Linked DNA regions of Homo sapiens: all the other regions are linked to region 6. The links are chromatin loops, found by intact Hi-C in ENCODE. Cell type or tissue: dorsolateral prefrontal cortex. All regions are shown on one strand. Region 1 has its middle 29 kb from the start of LINC02418. Region 2 overlaps SLC15A4 (solute carrier family 15 member 4). Region 3 overlaps TMEM132C (transmembrane protein 132C). Region 4 overlaps SLC15A4 (solute carrier family 15 member 4). Region 5 has its middle 8.0 kb from the start of TMEM132D. Region 6 has its middle 7.4 kb from the start of TMEM132C. Region 7 overlaps TMEM132C (transmembrane protein 132C).

The links. Peaks named below come from ENCODE experiments on the same cell type or tissue, not always from the same donor. Only the 100,000 strongest peaks of a DNase experiment are listed, where the experiment ranks them.
Region 1: it touches region 6 in a loop (4-fold over the local background); 7 of 110 quality-filtered maps call a loop at or near these places.
Region 2: a loop joins it to region 6, with 4 times the contacts of the local background. A loop is called at or near these places in 3 of 110 quality-filtered maps.
Region 3: a loop joins it to region 6, with 18 times the contacts of the local background. A loop is called at or near these places in 3 of 110 quality-filtered maps.
Region 4: a loop joins it to region 6, with 3 times the contacts of the local background. A loop is called at or near these places in 2 of 110 quality-filtered maps.
Region 5: it touches region 6 in a loop (7-fold over the local background); 34 of 110 quality-filtered maps call a loop at or near these places.
Region 7: it touches region 6 in a loop (9-fold over the local background); 36 of 110 quality-filtered maps call a loop at or near these places.

Annotation. Positions count from the first base shown.
Region 1 is chr12:130,011,733-130,015,732 of GRCh38, forward strand. No RefSeq gene overlaps it. Among named protein-coding and RNA genes, the nearest start is that of LINC02418, 29 kb to the right of the region's middle. In dorsolateral prefrontal cortex, CTCF peaks have their summits at 2,428 (motif pointing left) and 2,629; DNase peaks (open chromatin) are centred at 2,409 and 2,879; H3K4me3 peaks cover 1,192 bases; H3K27ac peaks cover 473 bases.
Region 2 is chr12:128,808,602-128,812,601 of GRCh38, forward strand. SLC15A4 (solute carrier family 15 member 4) reads right to left here. Exons shown (of 8, transcript NM_145648.4): 3 at 1,342-1,510; 4 at 795-872; 5 at 187-355. Among named protein-coding and RNA genes, the nearest start is that of SLC15A4, 13 kb to the right of the region's middle. RefSeq lists enhancers at 2,201-2,300, 3,535-3,604. In dorsolateral prefrontal cortex, no CTCF peak of the experiment used is centred here; DNase peaks (open chromatin) are centred at 1,800 and 2,160; H3K4me3 peaks cover 1,568 bases; H3K27ac peaks cover 4,000 bases.
Region 3 is chr12:128,541,560-128,545,559 of GRCh38, forward strand. It overlaps TMEM132C (transmembrane protein 132C), which reads left to right. Exons shown (of 9, transcript NM_001136103.3): 3 at 2,398-2,544. Among named protein-coding and RNA genes, the nearest start is that of MIR3612, 250 kb to the left of the region's middle. RefSeq lists a silencer at 2,305-2,480. In dorsolateral prefrontal cortex, a CTCF peak has its summit at 2,138 (motif pointing left); a DNase peak (open chromatin) is centred at 2,169.
Region 4 is chr12:128,796,573-128,800,572 of GRCh38, forward strand. It overlaps SLC15A4 (solute carrier family 15 member 4), which reads right to left. Exons shown (of 8, transcript NM_145648.4): 7 at 2,687-2,845. Among named protein-coding and RNA genes, the nearest start is that of SLC15A4, 25 kb to the right of the region's middle. RefSeq lists enhancers at 592-1,791, 709-938, 932-1,226. In dorsolateral prefrontal cortex, a CTCF peak has its summit at 2,157 (motif pointing left); DNase peaks (open chromatin) are centred at 329 and 2,603; H3K4me3 peaks cover 504 bases; H3K27ac peaks cover 3,523 bases.
Region 5 is chr12:129,910,040-129,914,039 of GRCh38, forward strand. No RefSeq gene overlaps it. Among named protein-coding and RNA genes, the nearest start is that of TMEM132D, 8.0 kb to the left of the region's middle. In dorsolateral prefrontal cortex, CTCF peaks have their summits at 1,618 (motif pointing left) and 1,823; a DNase peak (open chromatin) is centred at 1,582; H3K27ac peaks cover 818 bases.
Region 6 is chr12:128,257,744-128,261,743 of GRCh38, forward strand. No RefSeq gene overlaps it. Among named protein-coding and RNA genes, the nearest start is that of TMEM132C, 7.4 kb to the right of the region's middle. RefSeq lists an enhancer at 1,471-1,972. In dorsolateral prefrontal cortex, CTCF peaks have their summits at 1,936 (motif pointing right) and 2,138; DNase peaks (open chromatin) are centred at 1,270 and 1,948; H3K4me3 peaks cover 807 bases; H3K27ac peaks cover 2,054 bases.
Region 7 is chr12:128,386,113-128,390,112 of GRCh38, forward strand. All of the region lies in intron 1 of TMEM132C (transmembrane protein 132C), which reads left to right. Among named protein-coding and RNA genes, the nearest start is that of MIR3612, 94 kb to the left of the region's middle. In dorsolateral prefrontal cortex, CTCF peaks have their summits at 1,859 (motif pointing left) and 2,058; DNase peaks (open chromatin) are centred at 1,869 and 2,676; H3K27ac peaks cover 2,062 bases.

The sequences.
Region 1 (4,000 bases), 1.8 Mb after region 6:
GAGAGAGCAGGAGGAGGCAACATCCACTTTAAAACAAGCAGGTCTCTCATGACCACTCACTCACTATTGAGAACAGCAGGGGAGAAGTCCACCCCTTTAATTCAATCACCTGCCAGCAGGCCCCTCCGCTAACACAGGGGATTACAACTCAACAGGAGCTTTGGGTGGAGACACAGAGCCAAACCGTATCACCTTGGCTGGAATTTTGTGGTAGAAGTGTAAGAAGAACCCATTAAAGAAAAGAAATTGGGTAGAGGCTAAGGCAGAAATGCTGAGGTCTAACACAACTGTCCTGCCCCATCCACCATGAGCCCCGCCGGCAGTGCCTCTTCCTGGCCCCCACTGGTGTTTCCCTCTTACTGTGAAATGGGCTGAGGTATCTAGGAATCTGTCTTTTCTCTACTTTCTCTCCTCTTGCCAGCTTTGCCATCCAGGGGCCCCTGTGTGTGCTGCGGATGTGAGTTGGAAAGCGCGTGACTATGGTGAGGCGCCTTTGAAACGTAGGGGCCTGTTGGTTACAGAAGCTGGTCCCTCCGTGCCCACACCAGGGTTGCTCTGCGTCCCACAGTACACACAAAGGGCCCCTGTATGGGTGAGTTTTCCAGCAGGCTCTAACAGGACATGCACAATTGGTTTATAAAAACCCTCAACTTCTACAGACACCGCTCTCATGCCCGTGTGTTTAAAGTGATACGTCCTGTTTGAAAGTACTCTTCCAAGGGGGGAGAGCAGTTTTGTAGGAAGTGAACCATGCAGCGGTGGGCTCAAAGCTCAGGGTCCTCCAGCCTCAGGCTTCCTCTTGGGAACATGGCATGACGCCTGTATCAGGCAGGGTTCTCCAGAGAAATAGAACCCACAGGCGGCGAATGTGTGTGTGAGTTTGTGTGAATGTGTGTGTGTGTGTATGTGAAAGTGTGTGTTTGTGTCAGTGTGTGTGACTGTGTGTGTGAGAATGTGTGAGAGTGTATGAGTGTGTGAGAGCGAGTGTGTGAGTGTGAGAGTGAGTGTGTGTGAGTGTGACAGCGTGAGTGTGTCTGAGTTTGTGAGTGTGTGTTGTGAGAGTGTATGTGAGAGTGTGTGTGAGTGTGTGTGTGTGTTCGGGGGAAGAAAGATATAATGATAATGATGATAGATTAGATAGATGGATCAACAGATACAGGTATAGGGAGGTAGGTAGATAATAGACGGATAGAGATATATAGGTAGGTGGGTAGATAGATGATAGAGGAATAGGTAGATAGATAATAGACAGAGGTATAGGTAGGATAGGTAGGTAGATTAGATAGAGCTATCGATCGAGAGACAGGTAGATAGATAGACAGGTGGATAGGTAATTGATGAATAGATGATAGACGGAGATAAATGGCTAAGTGAAGAGAGATTTTAAGGAACTGGTTCCTGACTGTGGAGGCCTTCTTGTAGTGGTGACTTGCAGGGGACGCCAGCAGGCTAAAAACCCAGGCAGAATTTCTATGTTATAATCTTGAGGCAGAATTTCTTCTTTAAAACGTAGGGGCCTGTTTGTTACAGCAGCTTGTCCTTCTATACCCACTCAAGGGGCTGCCTCTGTGCCCCATAATAGACACAAAGGGCTGGTGCACAGGTGAATTTTCCAGCAGTCGCTAACAAACGGTGCATGCACAATTTATTTTGTAAAATCCTAAACTTCTACAAAAATCCCTTTAATGCCCGTGCGTTTAAAGTGGTCTGTCCTCCGTTTCTTCTCTAACAGATTGGGAGAGGCTCGTTCACATTACAAGGGTAACCTCCTTTACTTAAAGTCAACTGATTATAAATATTAATCACATCTGCAAAATATCTTCACATCTAAATAGTATTGGGCCAACAACCAGGCACCACAGACTCGCGAAGTTAACGTGCAAAATCGACTACCCTTATACACTCCATAGCACTGTCAGTTCCTAAGATTGGCTGTGGTGCAAACTATGCAAAAATTAATAAGTATCAAAACTTGACATTTTCTCCAGTCGGCTTCAAGGCGGAGCAAGTCAGACTAGGACGTGATTTACAGCCTGGGAAGTCTTCCGTGGAAACACCGGGCTTTCTGTGCATGAGGTCAGGGCCAGGACGGGCACGCGGGTAGAAGATCATCTTGAGCGTTCTAGACTCTGACAGACGGTCCTTGTGTCCTTGGCTCTGCTGGTCCTGAAATAAACTGCTTGGGACGGGGGCTGGGAGTGGCAGGATTAGGGGAGAGGAAATTAAAGAGAGAAGGAAGAGGATGGTGCCTTGAAGGACAAGGACAGGTCAAGGTCAAGCCAAAGCAGGGAAGCCTCCGGAAAGAGGGCAAGGAGAGTGGCGGGGTGCGAGCGGGGCGCTGCGGAGGAGGCTGCAGCGGCAGCGGTGCGGGCAGGAGCTCTGATGCGATGCGATGCGATGCGATGCTGCCCCCCTGTGTCCTTCGACGATATTGCTGCGGGAAGCTTTCTGTGCTCAAGACCTCGTCCATCCCTCCATCAGCTCAGACCTTCTCTGCGAATAGCTCTCCGGGTGGTAAAGAGATGCATCACATTTAAAACTTCGAGACGTCCTGGATTCACTTAGAAAGATGGGAAGAGGCTCACGCCTGTAATCCCAGAACTTTGGGAGGCTGAGATGGGAAGATTGCTTGAAGCCGGGAGTTCAAGATAAATGCGAAGATCCCACAAAACTGGGAGCATCCCACATGTGGAGATAGCTAGACTGCCTGTTTAGATGGGGCACCGCTTCCCGTTCACCCCCGCCCTCCCCGCTCCCTAGGCACGCTGGAGGGTAACACCTGGGATCCCCCGGCCTAAGGGCAACACACAATTCAGGTTAATTTCACCCATCAGAAATTAGGAATTCAGTAACAACTCAAGCCAAGGAGAGAGAGGATGCCAGGTGGCGCTGTTACGTCCTTCTCGTGCCACGAACCCCAGCCACCCTTAGACTGAGCTGGCGTTTACACAGCGACGGGCTCTTAAAATCAAAGTCACTTCATCAACACTGCAATCCTGCGAGGTGTGTCATAAGGAGCCCTTTCTCCAGATGTCAACAGTAGAGCTCAGACACGACCCCTAACATGCCCTAGACCACGCACCCCAATGACCTAAGCTGAAGCCAGCCTGTCACCAGTCACCCTCCACCTCTGCGTCACCTGTCACTGGAGACCAGCCCTGTCTGACAGAAACACAACGCGAGCCACATACATGATGCTAAATTTTCCAGCAGCCACATTTTAAAAAGTAAAGAGAGGCAGGTGAAATTAACCTGAATTGTGTTGTCCTTAGCCCAGGAGATCCCAGGTGTTACCCTCCAGCGTGCCTAGGGAGCGGGGAGGGCGGGGGTGAAAGGGGGGCAGTGCCCCATCTAAACAGGCAGCTGCTTCTCTGTCTCCACATATGGGATGGGAGGGCCCAGTTTTGTGGGATCTTCCCATTTTTCTTGAAGTCCTGGCCTCAAGCAGTCTTCCCACCTCAGCCTCCCAAAGTGCTGGGATTACAGGCATGAGCCTCTTTCCATCTTTCTTTCCCTTTTTTTTTTTTTTTTTTTTTTTTTTTCGTGAGAGGGAGTCTCACTCTGTTGCCCAAGGCTGGAGTGCAGTGGCATGACCTCGGCTCACTGCAACCTCTACCTCCTGGGTTCAAGCAATTCTCCTGCTTCAGCATCCCGAGTAGCTGGGATTACAGGCATGCGCCACCACACCTGGCTAATTTTTGTAGTTTTAGTAGAGATGGGGTGTCACCATATTGGCCAGGCTGGTCTTGAACTCCTGACCTCGTGATCTGTCTGCCTCATCCTCCCAAAGTGCTGGGATTATAGGCGAGAGCCACAGCACCTGGCCACCTCTTCCCGTCTTTCTAAATGAATCTGGGACGTCTCGAAGTTTTAAATGTTATGAATGAATTCCAATTTTTCTCAAATCCTAGACAGACCAAACAAGCTGTGTGCGTGTTGGTTTTGGCCTCTGGCCTGCCAATTTGCAATCTCTGTAGTGCAGTAACATCCCTGGAAAGGG
Region 2 (4,000 bases), 550 kb after region 6:
TCCTTAGGAAAATAATCTTAAACTTTAAAATAAAGGATTAGTGCTGTAAAATAACTGATACACATCCTCTTTTACAGACATGCACTTCCTGAACAACCTGGGGCACGACTGCGTGTGAGCACTATATTCTGAATCCACAACTGCTGCAGTCGGGCCTGAGGAGGAACGGAGCAGAATGCCTCTTACCTGCAGCAAAGGCCGAGCACATGACAAAGAACATGCCCACGGCGATCCTCTTCAGGGAGGATGGGAGCAGGCCATGTCTTCTCAAAATGGGATCGACCAGTTTGTCCTTCAGAGGGATGAGCAGGAGGATGAGCACAGCATCAAACATGGTCAGCCAGGCTGCAGGGAGCTGGGGTGAAACACAGGAGGAGGCGTTTACTCCCCGCAATACAGGCCATCACCTGTCTAGAGAACCAACGTCTCAATGGGAGAAATGCACGTAAAGAACAGTTCCTCTCCACAAGGTACAACCTCTTCAGTTTAGAGACAACGGAACTGGGAAAAGATTTCTTTCCAAATGAATCTGCATTTGCTTTTCTGTGTTTTGAGGGGAAAATAATCAGGTGAAAAATACTAAGTAATGTTGAATTGATGTTAGTCAACCTAATCTAGCAAATGATACAACCAATGAAAAAATATTCTCTAAAATAAGTAAAAACTCTATTTCAATAACAATGCTTTTGTGTCGGTGCTGTTAACATTTATAAAAGATTTACAGTTGGTAGAAGGAATCCATTTATTACATAAGTCCAAAATAACAATGTTCAGATCATTACAATTGTTCTTACCGTGTGAGGAGTGGTTGTAATATTTGAAATTTCTGGAATCCTCAAATGAAGACTCTGTAAAACATATGTTGTCTGCATCTAGGTATAAAAAACAGTATCATTATATGTGGACCAACTGTGCTCTCAAACACTCTAAGCATCCTGCCCCTCCCCTAAGCTAGACTCAGATGCGACACACAGTGACTCCCAGAAATAGACAATGGCTCAAGTTTGAAAACAGACAGGTCAATGATTTGGTCATCGTAAAGTCCTCTGGAGATCAATTTTGAAAAAGAATGGCCAGTTATCCAAAGGAGAAATTACATTAACAAGAGGGGCCTGAAAAACCAGAAGCGTACCTGTTCTCAGCTTCTTTTTCAGAGAGGCTTTAGACATAGTTAAAGCAGCCAAAATGACTCCATAACTAAAACCAAAAATTCCAAGATTCTGTAGACTCATGGGAAAAAAAATCACCTAGTCCTACCTACTTTAGAAATGGCCAAAACAAGTGCTAGGGTAAGACTTCATAGGAAGATAAAGGAAATTAAACCTGTTTGTCACCACTCACTTGGAAATACACTGTCCAGTAAGGTATCAAAGCCAAGAAAACAGGGACAATCTTGACCAGAGCTTTCACATCTTCCACTTTCTCTTCTGTAAATGGCCCACCATGAGACATCTTACATGAATCAAACAGACTTTGTTTAGAAGATTGCTGAAAGACTCCAATGCCTTCACTTTGGGAAATAAAATGAAGGAATTAGTTTTCTTCCCCTCCCAGCAATCAATTATTTGGTCACAAATTAAGTTTGGAGGTAAGAAACCAGCTCACTGTATTGAATCTGCTTCAACTCATTCCATCACTTACTAATTGTACACACCCAACACAGCTACCTAAATTATTTCTAAATGTCACAGAATGTACTGAAACAGCTGACAAAGGGACTTTCTAGTCAAAGTGAAACTGGGCTACTGTAATTTTGGCGTGGCTGGAAGATCTGTGATGACAGTGTGAACCACGGCTGAGCTGAGAGCCCCAGCGCAGCTGCCAGCTCGGCAATCTCCGTGTGGGGAGAGTCTGCAGCTCTACGTGACACTGGGAGGGACACTAGCTATGCCACTGGATAGCATATGAAAAAATGCACTGGATTGTGTGAATTTTTAATCAGCTAATTTATCAAACATCAAGACCTGACAGCCAATACCCATGCTGTTAATAAAACCCTGCTGGTTTAAACTGAGTCACTGGCAGGACTGAGGCAGGCTTCTATTCTCGGAGGAAAGCTGTCAGCTCTTGGATTAAGGAAGAGCTGTTGGGGGAGGGCGGTGCTGGTGGTGATGAGAGGAGGATGTCCCTGGCTCTGTCCCCTGACAGTAGGAAACAGGGAGTGCCCAGTGCACCGCGTCCCATGTGCTCCCTCATTAACCATGTGGTGTTAAAACTCTTCAGGGCCCTATTGCACAGAGGAAGATGCCGGGGCACAGAGAGTGTGAAGGGTGCCTGAGGTATGGCCAGGACTTGGACCCAGGCAGTCTTGGCTTTACAGCCTGAGGCCCTGACCCCTGCAGGACACCACTGTCCCTCCACTCCCTGCCACTGCCCTCACATCTGCCGGTCACAGCAGGAACATGGACCTGGCATCCCCAGCTCTTGTACTAACGAGTTTCACTTCCTTGCTCTGGGCCTGCTTCATTATTTAGAAAATGAACAGGCCCCACTAGACAGCTCCGCACTCTCTCCCAGCTCCAAAACACTCTAATGGGGAACGGGCTCCAAGGATCTCAGGGGTAAAATGGGAAAACAAAGTGCACACTATTCTCTAAAGCCAGAAGTACCAGGAGAGAGTTAATTCCCAATAAGATTGTGTTTAACTGTGGGAAGCCAACAGAAATGGCACCTGTCAGCCTTCTAGTTTATTAACTCATGTCCCATTTTACTATGGTGCCAGTATTTTAAATTCTTTATCTTATAAAGTCAACATTTTAAGTCTGGACATTCAGAGTGGGGAAAAATAGAAGCGCTGAAAACTATAACTGAATATTTTAGCCAAATTTTGGACAAGAAAACTAAGTTCGATTCAACAAATACTGATCGAGTACCTGCTGTAGGCCCTGCATTGCTCTACCTGGGGGCTAAAGGGGAGGGCTCCTGTCCTTACGGACTTAGTCTAGTGGGGGAAAATAATCAAAAACAAAAACACCCAAAAGTGAAAATAAATTCCAAAGACATTATAAATACTTTCACTCGAAAACATTAACTTCTTCAAGTACTACTTTTTTTCAAAAAGGAAATTAAAGTCCTTTTGTACCTAATGCAGATACTATCAGTGGTTTACCACATCATATTAAATACCTTTCACTAAAAACATTTAAATAACAAATAAACCCATTTTCACACAAAGAATCATTCACACAGGTTACTGGTTATATTACTTTCGCTTTATGTAATTAAAATATTTAAAAGCTGTGAAATCAACATGCATCTGAAGCTTTACTGGGTTACACATATTGTTAGGTGCACTATTTTGCAACATACAAGGGTCCAACACGAAGCCACGGTCACAAGTGACACCCGAACACCCACAAGAGCCCTCTGCTCCTCCCACACAAGTTGACGAGCTCCAGTTTCAGGACGCCTGTGCCTGAGTCTCTGTGAAGGCCGCATGTAGGTGTGTGTATTCTCCAGGAAAAGAGTCCACTGGTTCTCACGGATTCCCAAAGAAGTATGTATCTCAAAAAGCTGTAGAACCATTTCTACTCTGGTCTGATGAGTTGAACAAATACGCCTTCATTTCTCATTTAATATCAAGCACTATATTATCTTCAAAACACAGATCAACCTGGATTGAAACTGAGATTGGGCCAGATGAAATTAAGTGTCACAACTGTAAAAATGTTGGGTATGTCATGCTTCCTCAGGCTTTGGAGGCCCAACTTTTTTTTTTTATTTTATTTTTTCGTTTTTGAGACGGAGTCTCGCTACCTTCCAGGCTGGAGTGCAGTGGTGTGATCGCGGCTCACTGCAAGCTCCGCCTCCCGGGTTCACGCCATTCTCCTGCCTCAGCCCCCCATGTAACTGGCACTACAGGCACCCGCCACCACGCCCGGCTAATTTTTTGTATTTTTAGTAGACGGGGTTTCACGTATTCGCCAGGATGGTCTCGATCTCCTGACCTCGTGATCCGCCCGCCTCGGCCTCCCAAAGTGCTGGGATTACGGGCTTGAGC
Region 3 (4,000 bases), 280 kb after region 6:
GGAGCTGTATGCCAGGAAACAGGGATGAGTACCAGATCTTTATTTCAGCATATCACGGTCTTTATATCACGTAGAGACTTTTCTTAGTGTCTAACAATTCCTGTTTGCTGGTTCATATAAAGGAGGGGGACTAAAAGGCTGTGAGAGGCTCAGAGCCCCTCAACTGCACTTGCTGACTTCAGGCTTCACTGCAGGGCATCTGGCTGGCTGTTTGGAGAGGCCATAGTGTCAATGCCTGTTGCATTTTGGTCTTAGGATGGTATCACCCTCTGGAATCCAGTGTTTCTCCTGGAGGGTGAAGATGCAGTCTAGGGGGACCCGCCTGCGAATCTCAGCATTCAGCACACATGGGGTTGTGGGGTCCCTCTGTATTCGGTGTGGCACCCCCAGGCACCCCCAGTTCCCCACTCGCCCTGATACCCATACCCAATGTGAAGTCCTGGCATCACCTGGGCATAAAAAGGGGAGTTTAATTGGCTGCTTCCTAAACAGACTTGTAGCCAACCCTCTTTATTTCAGTCCTCATTCACTCCGATTTTGTAACTGTTATCACAAACTCCTGAGTCTGGGGGGCTCTTTGGTAGAAACTGTGTTGGTTGTTGACTCTGCTCACTGACAGCTTGAAGCTCCATTTTGAAGTTCTGCTGACTTGTTTTATCCACTGAACTCCCAGTTTCCAGTTTCCCAAATCTGTTGCTGCGGCTGCATTTCCTCTTCCGGTCATGGGATTATGCCTTTTATTTTATTATTATTATAATTATCTTGAGTTGGAGCCTTGCTCTGTTGCCCAGGCTGGAGTGCAGTGGCACGATCTCAGCTCGCTGCAACCTCCGCCTCCCAGGTTCAAGTGACCCTCCTGCCTAAACCTCCCGAGTAGCTGGGACTAAAGGCATGCACCACCATGCCGGGTTAAGTTTTGTATTTTTCGTAGAGACAAGGTTTCACCACGTTGGCCAAGCTAATCTCCAACTCCTGAGCTCAAGTGATCTGCCCAGCTCAGCCTCCTAAACTGCTGGGATTGGCCGGACGCAGTGGCTGACACCTGTAATCCCAGCACTTTAGGAGGCCAAGGCGGGTGGATCACAAGGTCAGGATATTGAGACCATCCTGGCCAGCATGGTGAAACCCAATCTCTACTAAAATACAAAAAAAGTAGCCGGGCGTGGTGGCAGGTGCCTGTAGTCCCAGCTACTCGGCAGGCTGAGGCAGGGGAATTGCTTGAACCCAGGAGGCGGAGGTTGCAATGAGCCAAGATTGCACCACTGTACTCCAGCCTAGCGACAGAACAATACTTCGATGCAAAAAAAAAAAAAAAAAAAAAAATGTGCTGGGATTATAGGCGTGAGCCACTGTGCCATGAGCCACTGTGCCCAACTGTCTTATGCCTTTTAAAACAGTCCCTTTGCTCTCCTGTGAGTGGGATGAAGGAAAACGGTATGAGTAGATGTGTGTGCTCAAGCTGCTACTTGTCTCGTCCGTTTATTGATAAGGAAAGTGAAATTGAGGCTGGCTAAGTGGTGTGATCAAAACAACAGCAGCTTTAGGAGGAGCTCTTTGCCTTTTTGTTGCTTTGTTTTTTGGTCCCTGACTTAATGTATCTTTGTTAAGTGTGTGCCAGGCAAGTCACGTTAAGCAGGTTGGGGACTTCCCTGGAGTGATGTGACAATCGCTAACATTTATTAAGTGTGTATTGTATGCCTGGCGCTGCTCTTGTTCTAATCTCTTTACATCTATTTAATCATTACAGCAGCTTTATAATGGGAGCTACTATGATCCTGCTCTTTCTTACAGAGGAGGGAGGTGAGGCATGAAGTTATGCCTTGTCCAAATTTGCACCGCTAGGAAGTGGTGAAACTGGGGTATGAACCCAGGACCGGCTTTCCTAGTAGTATTGACACTGTGGGCCCAGTGGCTCTGTGTGGTGGGGCTTTCAAGTGGGTTGCAGGCTGTTTAGCTACGTTCCTCCTTTCTCCTCACTTCCCTACTGGATAACAACACCCCCCACACACACAGCCATGACAACTACAAGTATCTCCAGACATTGCCAAATGTCTCTGGCAGGGCGCAGAGCCCCCTGAGTGAGGAGACGGACCCAGGCAGGCTGAGTGCATGCCTTGACAGCTCTGCCCTGCCACCTCCTGGTCTGGTGAATTCCAGGGGTCCTTTTTCCTCCCCCTCAGAACCGGACAGCAAGGTCTGTGACTGCCTTATCCACAGGCAGATCCCGCTCGCCCTGCCCTGGCATCACCACCACTGGGCAGCTTTGCCTCTCACTAGATATGAAAAAAGTGGAAAAGCAAAACAGAAACTAAAGGTGACAACTCTGCAGAGCTGGGCACGTTGGAAAGGCCAAGCCTTAACCCTGTCTCTCTCTCTCTCCCATCTTCATCCCCACAGAGCCAAGGTGAAGAAGGGGGTGAACATCCTGAGTGCTCAGACCCGTGAGCCCCGGCAGTGGGGCGTCAAGCAGGAGGTGGGCAGCGGCGGAAAGCACGTGACGGCCACCGTGGCCTGCCAGCGCCTGGGGCCCAGCCCACGCAACAGGTAAGCGGTGCCCTCCCTGCAAGCGTGTGTGGTTCCTGGTCCCGGGCCCAGGCCGGCTGGTGCGTAAGAGCCTTGACTTGGACTCGCGTGAGCGGCTGCTCAGAGGAGCTATTGAACCCACCACGTGGAAATCTGGAGGCATTGATATCCATGCAGGACCCTCTGCCTCTGCAGCAGGGCGGGGTGGGGCGCTCGCTCTGCAGCGCTGCGGGGTCAGCTTTGGAGCCGGGTGAGCTCATCTCTGCTCTGATAGGGCTTGTGCATCCTCCACACCTGAACTGACTTTCTGGGGGCCTTGCCCTGCCTACATTATCAGAAGATGCTCGGTTACAAAGTACTCATTTTTTCATGAAGGGGAAGATTGAGTTTTCAGTGAGAAGGAATTTAAGGAAAGGTGGTGACAGTCAGTGGCAATAATGGAGAAGCACCTGCTATGTGAGATTCACTGTAGACATCCTGGATGATTTTTTAAAATAATTGTTTTCTGGTTATAAAAGCAATTCAGACTCATTTTAGAATATGAGGAAAGCACAATTATAGCGGGGGGAATCATGTGCCAATATCCTTCCTACTCAAGGGTAACCCACTGATAGCATGTTGGTTCATTTCCTTCCAGGGTGTTATACCTGTGTAAGGCTAATGTATGCTAAATATATTTAGTTTACAAATTTGGGATCATCAAATACGTACAGATTTTAAGGACACTACAATTTTCACTTGTATTGGAAACATTTTCTCTTGACATTAAATATTCCTCAAAAACATTCTTAATAGCTTTATAATATTCATCAGACGGATTTAACGTAACAGAAACAACCAACCATGCCTGTATTTTACCATTTAGGTTGATTCCAAGTTGTTTCTAAATTTCAACTTTTATTTTAGATTCAGGGGGTACATGTGCAGGTTTGTTACGTTTATATGTTGCCTGAGGCTGAGGTTTGGGGCATGAATGATCCCATCACCCAAGTGGTGAACAGAGCACCGAATAGGTCGTTTTTCAGCCCTTTATTCCCTCCCTCTCCCCGGCTCTAGGGGTCCCCAGTGTCTGTTGTTCCCATCTTTATAACCACATGTACCCACTGCTTAGCTCCCACTTATAAGTGAGAACATGGAGTATTTGGTTTTCTGTTCCTCCATTAATTTGCTTAGGATAATGGCCTCCAGCTGCATCTGTGTTGCTGCAAAGGGTATGATTTTGTTCTTTTTTATGGCTGTGTAGTAGTCTATGGTGGATGTATACCAGATTTTCTTGATCCAGTTCACTGTGGATGTGTTGATTCTGTGTCTTTGCTATTGTGAACAGTGCTGCAATGAACACATGAGTGCGTGTGTCTTTTTGGTAGAACAGTCTATTTCCTTTGGGTATATACCCAGTAATGGGATTGCTGGGTTGGATGGTAGTTCTGAGTTCTTTGAGAAATCTCCAAACTACTTTCCACTGTGATCGAACTAA
Region 4 (4,000 bases), 540 kb after region 6:
GAATTCTACCAGACTAAAGCTTTATTTTTTCAACAGATGTTTTACACTATTCGTTCAACCCTTACGACCTACCAGGCTCTGTCCTGGGCACTCAGTGGAAATGCAAACCCCAGCTTCCTGGAGCCTGGCACTAGCTGTCACTGCTGTCCCAACACTGGCATTTGACGCTACTGAGACGAGGTTGTCATCAAAATATAAACGACATCATTTTATGTGCCTATTTTGAAATACGAGTCTCCCCAAATGTACCAGTCACTGAAAACTTCCCGAGCTAAAGCTGGCAGGCCACGTGAACTGAAGGCTGAGGCCACATGAACTGAAGGCTGCGCGGCCCTGCGGGAGTGGAGGTGCGGTCCAAGCCCGCAGGCAGACACACCACGCCTCGTCAGGGTCTGTCTCAGGGTGGCATTACACAGGGTATTCGGAAACGCCTAAGTCGCCTGGGAGAAAACCTGCCGTGCATTCCTGGGCCTCTTCACAGACAGAAGGATAATTACACAGGAAGATGGCAAACACTAGGGTTTTGACATTTGACAAGACAGACTCTTGGGTCCCCAAGGAATGAGCGCACCCGCCCCCCAGGCTCACAGGCAGGGCAGGTATTCACAACAGCCCCACACTGCCAACATCTGGGCACCCACCGACAACAGCATGGATAAATGCCTCGTGACGGCTCGTACGAAGGAGCAGTACTCAGAAGTACAGGGGAGATGCTCACAGACAGAAGTGCTAAGTGAAAGGAGACAGCCACAGCCCAGCACAGGACAGGCGAGGGTAACCTGTGGGGACCAACGCTGGAATAGAACAGGTTTACCTTCTGAGGGGGGCAGTAAACTAAGGAGAGAGGCAAGGAGGGCTTCCAAAAGTTCCTCCACTGAGATCCAGACTGCAAACACAGCAAGCTGTGCTTAAGATTAGAGACCTTTACTATGGTATGCACGTTCTCCCCAGCTTAAATAACACTAATAAAAGGAGCCTGCTGGGAGGTCGGTAAGAAAAACACAATGTAACAAAACTCTGGGGACTCTCCCTTCACAGTGCTGTGACTTTACAGAAAGCTATTTCCTGTGTCGGTCACGAGATGGTGAGGTAGGGCCAGGGATAAGGGTGGCACAGACACCCCCGGAACCTGGCCTGAGAGCTGCTGCTCCTTCCAAGGCCACACAAATTCAGGGAGAACTCTCTCTGAGGAGCGGGCTTCCTGTGGATTTCCCATGTCACAGCCTTTATTTCTCTACCCAGGACGCCAAGGGCTGCTCGACAGATGAGCTCCAACTCTCCTTACTGGTGTGAACCAAGGAGGCTGCCATGCAGCCAGGGGGCACAGCCTGGGGGCTGCTGGCAAACACGCCTCCTTCATGAAACATTTCCCATTCTTGAAAACAACAGACAGATCCTGGCCCATCCCCAGCACACACGCCCTGAGAGCACCAATGCAGGGGAAGTCCACAAACAACCTGTCAGACAGAAATGATGAATGAAAGGTCAACTCTGAGATGTGAAATTAAATTAAGAATGAGGATTAAATGACTAGAAAGCAACGAGAATGACCAGCCAATCCTTTATGACACATTTAAAGATAAAACAAAAACCAAGAACCAGAATCTTCGTCTTCAGAACTATGGACTTTGGTCTTTCTTTGAAGGAAGTCTGTCCCATGTACCACAAGAGGATCTTATTCCTCGGGCTGTTCATCTTCAGGAGAAGGTGGGAATGAAACACCAGCCCCAAATCCACATGTCCTCCTCAGAGCAAGCAGCCCTGAGCTGGCCATGGAGGTGGCACCCACAGCCAGAAAACATCAGTGACAAGTGTCCATGGGACATTGGTGGCTTGGAGTTCTGGGCTTTACATTAGGACTCCACAGGCCTATACTCATGGAAGGGCTCTGGGAATTCTGCAATTTCTGCAGAAAAGTCCCTAAACGTTCACCAGATTCTCAAGGGGATTTGTAACCTAAAAGTGGCTAAGTACTACCGGACCAGAGCAAATGCCACATGATTATACAAGAAAAAGTAACAAGGTTGTTTCTGTAGATAAAATATTTTTACAAAGGAAAAGAAAGAAGAAACCTTCGCTTGCTGGGTCCATTTAAAGGCATCGTAAACCTGGAGAAAGCAAAACTCAGCTTTTATGAGTGGTTCTGTTCAACACTCAAGATGCCACCTACTGGTATTAATTGTAAAAACCCATTATGATTGATCACAAGTAATATGTTTATTTTTAAAAGTAACTTACTATCTATCTTGTCTTTTTCGTATCAGAAAAGGTGCTGTTAGGAAAAGAAAACGAAAGTACACCACCAAGTTAAAGAAAGGGAAGCTTGGGGTACAGATTCAGCTGCCTCACGAAGACTGAGCTGGACGGGCGTGGAGAAGGTGCTTGTCTGTCAAGGACGTCCCCGTAAGGAGCGGTGGCTGCAGCAGCTGCTCGCTGGGCTGTGGCCAGGGCAGGCTTGGCCCCTGGGATGAGAAGAGAGGCCTGCTTGTCTCCTGAAAACCGTTCATGATGTAAGGAAACACAGTGATGCAAGCAGCACAGAGCAGTGCTGTGGAAGGAGCGGTGGACAGGCAGCTCGGGACAGGCCATCCACGTGAAAACACCTCCGCTCACTCAGCCATCTCCTGAGTGCCTGCGCCTCCCCCTCACTGGCTATTTTCAAAAGGGACAGGATGCTGGCTCTTACCAAAGTCTGTGTGACTGCTCATCCATCCGATGGCTTTGATAGACACCAGTGCCAGCAGTCCAGAACCCACGAACGACCCGACGCCAGAGAAGAAAAAGAACAAGCCCATTATGGCACTCTGCATGGACTTGGGGGCAGCTGAGTATGCAAATTCCAGGCCTGAGGAAAGAAAAGGGAGGGTCGTTTTTGTGAAAGGGGCACTTTAACACATGGGATCAAAGCTTTCACCTAATATAGCAGAGGAAGCGTGGGGTCTCCTAGGGACTGAGTCCTGCAGACAGGCACAACCTCTTTTCTATTAGGAGGACGATGCTTACTAGCGACCAAGAATCAATGGCTATGGGCCAACTGTTCATTCTCCTAGCCATTAGGATAATTCCTAATAAATTCAATGAGCAGAAAGTTAAACTCCTTGCTCTCAAGCTTAAAGGTAATGTGATTTGTTGGCTCTTAGACTTTTGTGTTCCTTAAAGAGATTAGAGAAAAAATTTTCCTATATTGTCAAGGAATGGGAGTTTGAAAACAAAGTACACACACTAAACTGGGAAATCTACATAAGGATTCTATTTCAGAGGCAATATACTTTATCTTTTTTTTGTTGAGACGGAGTTTTGCTCTTGTTGCCCAGGCTGGAGTGCAATGGCAGGATCTTGGCTCACCGCAACTTCCGCCTCCCTGGTTCAAGCGATTCTCCTGCCTCAGCCTCCCGAGTAGCTGGGATTACAGGTGCGTGCCACCATGCCTGGCTAATTTTTTGTATTTTTAGTAGAGACAGGGATTCACCATGTTGGCCAGGCTGGTCTCGAACTCCTGACCTCAGGTGATCCACCCGCCTCGGATTCCTAAAGTGCTGGGGTTACAGGTATGAGCCACCGTGACAAGGGCAATAGACTTCAAAACTATTTTGGCAGGCCCATCTATAAATTTAGATTTTTATAACTAGACACGGAGATTTGTAGTGTATTCTAAATAGAAGTCCATTCCGTTGTGATTTATTCCCTTTACAAATTCATTAGCCAATTCTGGATGAGTTTTCTACAGTGAAAACCACCACTGACTACTACCCACACATCCATCCACCTCTGCATATCACTCATCTTCTCTTCTCTCTCACTCTCAGCAGCCGGACAGATCTGCCCAGAATACACTTGTTCAACCACTGCAGGATCTCACTAATAGGAAAAGGGAGGCCTGTGAGAACACGTTTCTAAAAATTAGATCTGCTTCTTTACGTACATCTAAACGAAGCGCACTGAGAGCTGTGAGCTCAGCCCAGCCACCACGGCAGCATGGCCGAGGGCTCCGCTGGGAACT
Region 5 (4,000 bases), 1.7 Mb after region 6:
TGCAGCACGAGCCCGTAATGAGTCCATTTGACGTGCATCAAAAAGATCAATTTACTTCTCGGAGCTAAGCATCCAAACGATTTGATTTCTTTTGTCCGCTTAAAATCAATGTGTCTAATGGACTTGAAGGGCTGGGTTCTTAGATGACAGAGGCCTTTGTCAGGGAATCAATTAACCCATTGCAGAGATCTTCAGTTCAGACGTACACATCCCACGATTATTGTTGAAGAAAATAGCTCCTCTGCTACTGTACCAAAAAGGAAAATTAAAAAGTGTCTATGAAATGGATACACAGGGAGTTAATCCTGCCCTAGAGGAGCTCTTAGTGGCCAACAAGGGAAAGGGTTTATCCAGCAATTTGTTGAGTTTGCCAACATCAAAGAGAACGTAAACACGCAAGATGCTGTTGCTTGTCAATGTATACACCAGCTTCAAAGCTGAAGTCTGAGGATAGTGTCAATGGCCCAATTTAGACGTTATTAAAGGGTGCTTTGGGGAGTGAGCACATGAATTGAAATAAAAGGGTTGTGGCTACTTCTGGTTTAGAGGAACTCAATTTTTTCTCTTAATAAAAGCCCCCTAATTTCCTCAAGTAATTAACTTAATGTTCACTCCAATTTCTTTGTGAAAACTAACTTCGCTGAGCGGTGTGCCTTTCTTTGTGTGAGATTTCCATGGTAAGAGAGTAAAGGGCCACTTTTGTCCTCTTCCCTCCCCACAGATGAGCCAGTCCAAGTCGGAACGAAGAGACCCTGCCTCCACATAGCACAAACGTCTTTAAGAAGACTGCCTCTAACAATCTTTTTTTTTTTTTTTTTTTTTTTTTTTGATTCAGAGTCTCACTCTGTCACCCAGGCTGGAGTGCAGCGGTGCGATCTCAGCTCACTGCAACCTCCGCCTCCTGGGTTCAAGCAATTCTCCTGCCTCAGCTTCCCAAGTAACTGGGACTACAAGTGCCCGTGCCCACCACCACACCCAGCTAATTTTTGTATTTTTAGTAGAGACGGGGTTTCACCATGTTGGCCAGGCTGGTCTCCAACTCCTGACCTCAAGAGATCTGCCCGTCTCGGCCTCCCAAAGAGCTGGGATTACAGGCGTGAGCCACCGCGCCCAGCCTGCATCTAACAATTCTTACATGCCAGTGTTTGATTTTGTCAGAAAGCCTGTGTTGGCTTGGTGTTGAAACGGATCTGCTTGGGATTACTCCCTTGGGATGAAATATGGCCAGTTCTCTGTCAACAAATGTTTGACTCATCACAGGAGAGATTCCAGTCTCAAAAAAAGTGACTGAGGACAATAGTGAGCTCTCTGGGTCTGGAAATAAACGCAGCAGCAGGAGGGTATTCTTCTGTATTTGGCTTACAAGGTAATTTTAAATTACCCCAAATAGTAGAATATGTGACACCAGATTGATGGTATTTGACACTAGATTATTATTTTAACAGGTCAGAAAGGTTGAGGGGGGCACCTGGAGATTGGATCCTAAAACATTTTCTTGTGCACAGCCAGGGAGAGCAGCCGTGCCTGGCAGTGGGACCCACACACAGCTGGCAGCAGACCTGGCGCGCTCAGGCGCCCTGCTTGTGGCATCAGTGGACCTGCAGTGACCCCTAGTGCTCCAGAGGTGGCAGCTCAGGACAACTATTTCTTCCTCCAAGAACAAACGCATTGACATCTCCCTTCATACCCAACATGCACACGTTGTCAGGTCTTCATGGGTGAAATTATATTTTTAAAAACTGGCAATGAGTCTTATCATCCCAAATTAATAAATAACATGGCCAAGCTCACACGCTTTCATTCAGGAAATCCTGCAATTCGGTGTCTACAGCTATTATCTTGCACCCTCCATGCTGCCTAAAATATAAATTATCTTGCAATTGACTTAAAAATTGAAACATGAGAATTTATATCATATACATTCTTGAGTCAAACTTCAGTCATTCTTTAAAATCTGCCAAACAACTGATCACTTTCCAGTGAGTACAGCCACCCAACACTGAGATTTTATAATGTTGGTTATTCACATGGATCGTTTCCAGACTAGAGGCTGCCAGCAGGATCCTCCACTTTTCCCTTGTCCTCCATCACCACCCTACTGTCTTAGACTGCTCAGGCTTCTATAACAAAAATACCGTGGCTGGACGGCTTTAAAAAAAACAGACTTTAATTTATCACTTCTGGAGCCTAGAAGTCCAAGATCAAAGTGCCAGAAGATGCAGTGGCTGGTGAGGACCTGCTTCCTGGCCCGTCGATGGCACCTTCTCCTTGCCATAACCTCACACGGTGGGAGAGGAGAGACCAGGGGGCTCCTGGACCTCTGCTTTCCTGACTTAATCACCTCCCAAAGCCCCATCCTCCTGACACCATCACACTGGGGCTTAAGATTCCCACAGATGAATTCTGGGGATACATAGTTTATAGCAACTGCTTTCCAAGATAAAATGAGTCACTGGAAGAAAAGCAAAAATACTGATTCCTTCAGTGTTGCATAAGAAAAAAGAAAAAGAGAAAGAAAGAGAGAGAGGAAGACGGAACAAAGGAAGGAAGGAAGGAAGGAAGGGAAGGAGGGATGGGATAGAGGGAGGGAGGGAGAGAGGGAGGGAAGAGAGGAAGGGAGCGAGGGAGGGAGGGAAGGAAGGAAGCAGTGGGGAAGAGTCAGGGAGCACGCTATGTCTTGCCCTGGAAGAACATGATTTTGCGTGTGAGTTAGAGACAAGAGGGTTTGTAAGAAATTCGGAATCATGCCAGTATTGTGGAGAATCTTAGGGTTGGAGCATCCCAGCCATCACCTAATACAATCTTCTCACATTAGAGCTGAGGAAAAAAAAAACTGAAAGAGGAAAGTCATAGACACAGTTATTGTTGCCTTTTAAAAACACTGCCATAAGGATACAATAATTTAGAAAATAAAAATCCAGCCAGGTACAGTGGCCCATATCTGTAAACCCAGCACTTTGGGAGGCCAAGGTGGGAGAATTGCTTGAGTCCAGGATTTTAAGACCAGCCTGGACAACCTAGTGAGACCCTATCTCCACAAACAAAAAAAGGAAGGGAAATTATCTGGGTGTGGTGGTACACGCCTGCAGTCCTAGCTACTCTGGAGGGCGAGGCAGGTGGATCGCTTGAGTCCAAGAGTTCAAGACCAGCCTAGGCAACATAGTGAGACCCCATCTCTAAAACAATAATAATAATAATAATAATAATAAGCAAAAGTAGCTGTGTGTGGTGGTACATTCCTGTAGTCCTAGCTACTTGAGAGGCTGAGGCAGAATGATTGCTTGAGGCCAGTCGTTCAAGGCTGCAATGAGCAATGATTTACTACACTCCATCCTGGGTGAGAGAGTGAGACCCTGTCTCAAAAAAAAAAAAAATCTAACAAGAAAACACTTCTCATTGCCAAAACTGGCCTCTCCTAGTCAATATTTTCAGTTTGATCTGAAAGTGGCTATTCATGAGTATCCTTGGCTGTTTCTCAGGGACTGTTTCAAGTGAACTAAACTCCAAGCTGTTTAGGTTTGTTTTTCTCTTCTCTTTTCTTTTCCTTTTAATCTGGAACTCCTGAACTGGGACCACTTTGGAAATAACTTCTATAAAATCCATTATGAAAAATCTGTGCTTAAAACACATGTATTTATCAGATATTTCAAAATGCTTTCTAAAATTAGCCTTCAAAAAATGACAATTTAGCTAAATATTCCTTGCTAACAAAACTAGTGTTCATCACATATGTGCCTACCTTGAGTGGATGCCTATTAATAAATTGCAGATGCTCTGATCATCCACCTTCTCGTGCTGGATGAAACCCACTGTGTTTCAAATGCAAAACAGTGCAGTAGCTGAAGATTAATCTAGAGGTGGCACCTAAATCGGACCAAGTGCAGAAGATTAGTCTAGAGGTGGCACCTAAGTCGGACCAAGCGCAGCACTGTCTGAGGACCTTTGAACCTGGAAGGAATGAGAATCTCGCTTTGGATATCTGGAATATATGATGCGAAAC
Region 6 (4,000 bases):
AAGGTCTCATCCTTACAAGGTGGGAGGTGACCGTCTTACTATCATTTTAATTTGTGTCTCTCTGATAATTAGTAATGCTAAGCGTTTTTTCGTAAATCAGTTGGCCATTTGAGAAATGTTTATTTAAGTCCTTTGCCCATTCTTCTGGCTTTTGAATGCCAAGTAATTTTGGATTCTGCCTTGCAAATGACAAATGTTATACTTCTGACTGTTTTAAAATTTTGAATTCCATGCAGACTCTATTTTGTTGTATTCATCAATAAAGTGTTAACTGAATTTTTTTTTTTTTTTTTTTTTTTTTTGGCTAGTAATGACTTGGTTGGATTCACACTACAAAACGTCTCTTGGGGTTCAGCTTAAATCAGCTCAGTCCTTTTATCTTTAGCTATGCTGCTTAATCTTCCCCATGCTCCCGGGGTTCATGCGTCATCCAAAAATGTGGGCAAAGTTAATACAAGCAATTGGGGGTCTTTCTTTCTGGCTCTTTCCTTTGTTGGATTTCCCCCTCTGCATTCCAGTAGCAGTGATTGCTACAGATTTTGCTGTCTGGTTCTTCAGTTTAGAAAGAGTGAGTTTCGGCAGGGCGCGGAGGCTCACGCTTGTAATACCAATACTTTGGGAGGCTAAGGCAGGTGGATTGCTTGAGGTCAGGAGTTCAAGACCAGCCTGGCCAATATGGCGAAACCCTGTGTCTACTAAAAATACAAAAATTAGCTGGGCATGGTGTTGCGCGCCTGTAATCCTAGATACTCAGGAGGCTGCGGCACAAGAATTGCTTGAAACTGGGAGACGGAGGTTGCAGTAAGCCAAGATTGCATCACTGCACTCCAGCTTGGGCAACAGAGCGAGACTCCATCTCAAAAAATAAAAAATAAAAAAAAGAAAGAGTGAGTTTCTACAGGAGTGTCAGTTGTCACTTGCAGCAATGATTTTGGCCTGTTTTTAGGGGAAATGCCACCAAAACAGGAAAGTCACTCCACGCCTCTCCTTCCAAATGTCAACTTACCTCCAGAAGCTCCTGTTTTCCTTCACTTTTCATGGCCTTCTGGAAGTCTTTGCGGTGTTGTTGATGTGTTTGTGTTACTCTTTTTGTTTTGTATCTTATTCAGAATTTATGATTGTTACCTACGTGAAGATCCATCCAGCAGGCGTTGACTTGGTCATGCCGAAAGCTCAACTCCTTCAAACACTTTTTGAACAGTACCCCTTTCATCTTCCTGCTCTGGTAGCTGGAGACTCCCGCCTCCCTGGATCTCCTGCGAGTTCCAATTTGTTCCCCTGAAATAGACTGAAAGCTCAGCTTGTCCTGAATCCCATGCCAGAGCCTCAGGGAAGCTGGTCAGTAATTTCTGCTTATCCTCCGACTCCCTCTTCTGGCTCTTATAGCTCTAGCTTCTCCCACAATTATATAAGATCTCATTCCTAAAAATAGATTCCTATTCCTAGTGGTTCTGTTTCCCTCACTGAACCTTGATTGAGTTCCATTTGAGTTCCATCCATAAGTAGAATGGCAACCTAAACAATTTATGCTTAATGCTTTTTGTAGTGAGCAGGAGGCAACAATTTCACGCCTTCCTTCCACCAACCTTGGTCCTGCTCCCAGCTGGGCTGAGCTGTAATCTCTTGGATGCTCCATAAAGATCAAACGGCTGTCTCCTGAGCTGTATCGAGGGCACAGCTTTAAGTAGGCATCACTATTTGCTGAACATATCAAAGATGGGCTGCCCCAGGAGGTATCACAACTTTTACTTACAAGTCAGAGGTAAAGAAGCCAGTAGTGACCATTATTGCCTCTTGAGAACAAAGACATTCATTAGTGTGAAATGCTGCTGAATGTAGCGACACTCTTTTGATTTGTTTGCCACTTAGACCCCCAAATCTGAGCTTTTCTTTTTTCTCTGCTAGCAACAAATGCTAGTCAGGACCACCAGGGAGCGCTGTTTACTCTATAACCATTCCCAGGCTGCGTGTGGGTCTGGAGCTGAGATATTTCGCACATAAATTAATGGAATTGGCATTCCATTGTTCCAAGTGTCAAAACAACACAATTTTGGCAGATTTCCATTTGAAGCTCAATCTTTTTTAACAAGCCATCAGAGAGTCTTAAAGAGAGTTAAAAGCAATGCAGTGGGTCTTTCTATGAAGTGCCTTTGGTTACCTGGATTGTCTGCCCTGAGAAAGGTGGTTGAAAGCAGCTAATCACACATAAAAGTCACCATTGTCCTCCTTCCCAGAACCTGGCTGGATCTGCTGTGAATCACAAGTAATCCCATAGTTTAGGATTTGGATCATGGTCGGCCAGAAGGGGCTTTTTAAAGGTAGTTTAATATTGGAATTGAATTCTGTGTGCATTTCGTAGCGTGGATGAGTTTGAATTATTTTCTATTAACAATTCCACATTTAGGTCCTTGTGAATAAGGACTACAAAATTGAGAAAATAAATCCAAAGACTTAGGGGTGGAGAGGGTGAAATCGATATGACAGCAGAACCCAGCCCAATTCAATCCCAACATGTTGGAGCTGGTTTAATCTGCATCTTCTGGCTGGTGGTTATGGGAACTGACTGGCTATAACAACTTCCATTCTTGTTTATGGGCTGTCCTGCATACTGTCTCATTCTTTCTGCCAGAAAGACCTGTCTTTCTTTCCTTGCATCTCCACTATTAATCTCCCACTGTTCCTGATGCCTGTGATCAAACATCATGAAATTTCTTCAGCCATATTTATTGAGTGCTGGATATGGTCTAGGCTCTGTACTTATTTCTGGTGATGTGGCCCTGGGACAAAAGACTTTGCTGAGGGGATAATATTTGCAAGGAGAGGGACATGATAGGAAAAGTATTTCAGGAAGAGAGAGTGGCAAGTACAAGGACTGTGGAGGGAGAGAACTGGGCAGAGCCAGCAGAGGGAACAGGATAATTAGTATAAGTGGGGGCAGGTGGGCCGTGAAATCATTTTTTATCTTCTCTAGGCCTTTAAAACATTTAATGTGTGCCTATTTTCTGATGTTGATTTGAGATATTTGTGCATGCATATTATCCTGCCTAATGGGCTGTCAGAGGGCAGGCACCCTGCCTATAAGTAATTCACTCAACAGTTACTATTGAACTGAAGAATGCATAGACACAGAGTGGGTCTTATTCCTGCAAGACCTGATCATCCACAAGGAACAGGAATGCAGCTGAGTGAGTGGGCATGCAATGAATTTGAATGCCTGGGTGTTCCAATGAGGATGGATTATTATGTGAAGGTGCTGTAACAAATAATCCAAACTTTCAGAGGCATACAACAGCAAACATTCACTTCTCATTCCCTTTTTTTTGTGTCCACTGCAGGTTGGCAGGGGTCTGTGCCCATTAACGTCACTTAGGGACTCAGTTGATGGAGCAGCTACTAACTAGACCAAAGCCAGTCATTGCACCTGCCCACTCCAAATACTGGGTTCGGTGAGGAGTGTGCATTAAATAGCCATTATTAACTGACTGCAGGACGAATTCTCCAGTCTCAAGGTTCTTCTGGAATGACAGAATGCACTGAATATGCTTGTGATTGCTTTATGCTGAGAAGCAGGAAAGAGTTTAATGTCAGTGAAATTTTCAAATAAATATAGTTTGGATAATATGATTTTGCATAAGTAGATAGGGAGCAGAATAGGGTAATTATTTAGGAGTTGTTACTCAAAAGTGGCCCACTGACTCACAACATCAAGATCACCTGGAGGCTTGGGAGAAATGCAGAGGAGAAGGCCCCACCCCTAGCACCTAAATCAGAAGTTGCATTTTAACAAGTTCCCTTGGTCACGTGTATACACAGGAAAGTCTGAGAATTGTCTATTTAGAGCAAGGAGTCTATGGTGGGAGAGTTGAGTTTGAATACCAGCTCTGCCAATTAGTTGTTCCGTGACATTGGGTAAGTCTCCTAAACTCTGTATCTCAATTTTCTCATGTGTAAGTGGGGTTAATAACAAAAGTAATGTCATAGGACTGTTGTGAGGATTAAA
Region 7 (4,000 bases), 130 kb after region 6:
ATGGGCAGAAAGTGCCTCCCCATCAGAACTCTGAAAGCCACTCCTTAGCCAGATGTGTTTTCATCAGAGGTGGCCTTTTATTCATTTGCTCCTGCCCACGTACCCCTCTCAGAATGTTCATTTATGACCCATCCAGCAGACCTGACAGGTGGGCCTCTGAAAGTGGCACCGTTTCTCTCTTTCGCCAACATTTAACCCTCTATTTTCTAGACTGATGGAAGGGCCAACGCTTGCCTTTGAACCACAGGGGAGACACCCTGATTTTCCCCCTCCAGGGGCACAGGCACAGAGGTGGCTGTCCCTGCAGAAACTTCCCTCCACATTTTCCCTTTCCGTTGGGCTTCCCCAAATCCTCATCCCTCCTTCCACAAACCCAGACCCTGCCTGGTCTCATGGTTGTGGAGAATTAACTCAGGGGCAAGAAGGCTGGATAAGGAGATAAGTGAGGAAATAAGAGAAATAAAAATAGAAATGCCACAGCAGGGATCTCGTGGCAGTACCCACTCTGGGCTGGGATTGTTCTACACGTGTGACAGGCGTTAAGTCCTCCCATCTTCTTGATAACACTGTGAAGTAGGTTTCATTCTTATCCCCCATCTTTTAGATGAGGACATTGAGGCAGAGAAAGGGGACACATTTGCTTTACATTCGCTCTGCTAGATCAGGTCCTGATGCGTAGTAGATGCTCAGTATTTGTTGAGTGAATGAAGATGTGATTGATAAAACTGGAAATGGGAACAGTGTGGTGGCTCACACCTGTGATCCCAGTACCTTGGGAGGCTGAGGCGGGAGAATCCCTTGAAGCCAGGAGTTTGAGACCAACCCGGGCAACGTAGTGAGACCCACATCTCTACAAAAAATAAAAATACATTAAAAAATTAACCAGACATGGTTGATGCACATCTGTGGTCCCTGCTACTTGGGAAGCTAAAGCAGAAGGATTGCTTGAGCCTAGGAGTTCGAGGCTGCAGTGAGCCGTGAATGTACCACTGTACTGCAGCCTGGGTAACAGAGCAAGACTCTGCCTCAAAAAAAAAAAAAAAAAAAAAGAAACTAAAAACTGGGAATGGGAATGCAGTGGGTTGTGCTGTGCAAAGCTCTCAGCAAAGCCCCAATTCGGGAACCCGCAGGACAAGTAAGCATGTGTGCATGCTGTCCTGAGCTGAGCCTTACCTCTAGCAGGGATGCTGGCGTGGAGGTTGCCCCAGATCTGGGGCTTCTGCACCAGGAGGTGTGGATGCCTCTGGTTGGCTGTCCACCTGGAGCACCAGGCTTGGGAAACCTGTGCCTGGGAGGGAACCGCACACCCAGTGCTTTGCCCTGCAAGGCTTTGAGTAACTGAGTTCCATTGTAGACTCCTCCGGCAATTCTAAGGAACCAAATTGTTCTCAATTCATTATGATGAAAAACAAAAATCAGCTGGGCACGGTGGCTCACACCTGTAATCCTAGCACTTTGGGAGGCCGAGGCGGGTGGATCACGAGGTCAGGAGTTCAAGACCAGCCTGGCTGACACGATGAAACCCCGTCTCTGCTAAAAATACAAAAATTAGCTGGGCATGGTGGTGGGGGCCTGTAATCTCAGCTACTGTGGAGGCCGAGGCAGGAGAATCACTTGAACCCAGGAGGCAGAGGTTGCAGTGCAGAGATCACACCATTGCACTCCAGCCTGGGCAACAGAGTGAGAATCTGTCTAAAAAGAAAGACAAAAATCACGGAGGCAATTTTTGTGTGTGGAGACGTGGGTGTTTGTGCAGGCCAGCTGCCCGTGCAGGCGGGAGTCGCCCTGCCTGGCTCCAGGAACCCCAGACCCAGCTTGCTCCTGGGCAGCCGTGCCCGGCCGTCACCTGTGCCCTTCCCCGCCCTCTGGTGGCAGAGCTTAGAAATGTCCACTGGCTCCTTGGCCGGCAGGTTCCTGTATGGGTCTGACTTAGTCCCAAGAGGCCAGGGCTTCTATTTCACCCAGGGGATCCCTCCACTTCCAAGAGCCCGAGCCCAGGAAAAGCGTCTGGGCCAGTGGCTTCCTCTTCTGGGATCCGTGGTGTCAGTGTGGAGAGAGGAAGAGGCTTTTCTTGGGCTGGCGTGGCCAACCCAGAGAATACAGGGCCAGGCAGGGCTGGAATGCCAGGGCGGCCAGGTGGGGCCTCTGGTGATCCGAAGACCCAAGGGACGGCCCCTCCCTGACTCCAGCCGATGGCTGCCAGGCAGCGAATCCAGCCTGCTGTTGCCCCAAATCTTAACTTTTCTAAAGAAACTAAGAATCTCAGTTTTTATGTGCTGTCTCTAATTTTAAAGAAGTGGCATCTTCCCTCCCTCTCTTCTTCCCCTTGTCTCTTCTCTCTTCCCTCTCTCCCTGCCTCTCTGTCATTCTTTTAACTGCTGTGTGTGCAATAAACTGTCTGAGGGCCAGTGAGGCCCCCTGGGCCTAGAGTTTGAGACTGCTTCCCTGGAGAAGGTGTCGCTGAGTCTGAGCTCCGCAGCCTCTGACCAGCTTGGACCAGCACTGGGCTGGGAGCATGTGTTCCGGGTGAGAGAGGGCCCCGCAGGCCCTGCCATCACCTTGCTGTGGGGGCCACCCCAAAGAGGTACAATCATCCTCCAAGGAGGCTTGGGCCGTGTGCTCTGTGCAGCTGACGCCGGCTGGCTTCACTCCTTCCCTCCACTTCCGGGCGCTGATTTTGTGTTGTTTATTTCGGTTGCCCTAGTTTTGATGCAATAACGGGGAGGATCTTGTTTCCACTTCTTAACAGAGTGTTGGTTTCACACGTAGCTTGAGGAAAACAGTGGCAGCTGGCTAAACACATACCAGATACTGAATTCACAGGAGGCTGCTCCAAAAGAAGTCTGTGCGGGCAACAGAAGACCGTGACAGTTTGTATTTTGCCAGACTCTGTGGCTACCTTCACACCCTGCAAGAGTCCCCCTGGGAGAGACAAAGACCAGAGACCCTGGCGAGATGCAGAAATGAGTCCGGGGTACCCAGGGGGTTGGCAGCCTGAGCTCCAAGCGGTGCTAACTCCTTTACTTTGTTCCTACTTCATTCATTCATTCATTCATTCCATACTTAGTAAGCACGCCCAAATTCCAGATACTGATCTGGGCACTGGGGACAAACAAGATAAAGTCCCTCTTTCCTGGGCTGCCCAGTCTAGTAGGAAAAGAGAGACACTAAGCAAAGAAAACAGCAAAAAACAAAGATCATTTTGGAGATAGCAGGAGGAGCCATGAAGACAGTGCAGTGGAGGTGGATGGGGACAGACGGGGACAGATAGGGATGGGGTGAGAGCTGCTTCCGCTGGGACGGTCAGGAAGTAGGCTTCTGTCAGAGCACATCATCTTTCTCCAGAGAGCTCAACACCACCCAACACCGCATGCCTGCATTCTGTTTTCTCCCACCAGAACATAGGTACCATGCTAGCAGGAACTCTGCTTTATTCACAGCCACCCAGAACAGAGCCTGGCACATAGTAGGTGCTCAGCCAATGTGTTGATCATGGAGGGAGCACTTGCATCATGAAAAGCCTCCATGAGGATTTGGGGAAGAGCATCCAAGAAGAGGACATGGCCAGCCCTGTGCCTCTGAGTTGGCATAAACATTCCATGCTGGTCTATGTGGCCAAAGGCAGGGGCACACTGAGTAGGGGGCATTGGATGAATCCAGGTAGACACAGGCCAATTAAGGCCCAGCCCTCACCGCATTAAGAAGCTTAGATTTTATTCAAAGAGAAGCTGCTGAAGGGTTAAGTTTTCTTTTCTGTTTTGTATTGTTTCATTGTGTTTTGTGTGTGGCAAGGTCTTGTTCTGTCACCCATGCTGACGTGCAGTGGCGCAATCATAGCTCACTAAAGCATTGAATTCCTGGGCTCAAGCAATCTTCCCACCCCAGTCTCCTGAGTATCTGGGCTACTGGCATGCCCCACCATGCCAAGCTAATTTTTTCACGGAGATGGGGTCTTGCTCTTTTGCCCAGGCTGATCTCAAATGCATGGGCTCAAGTGATC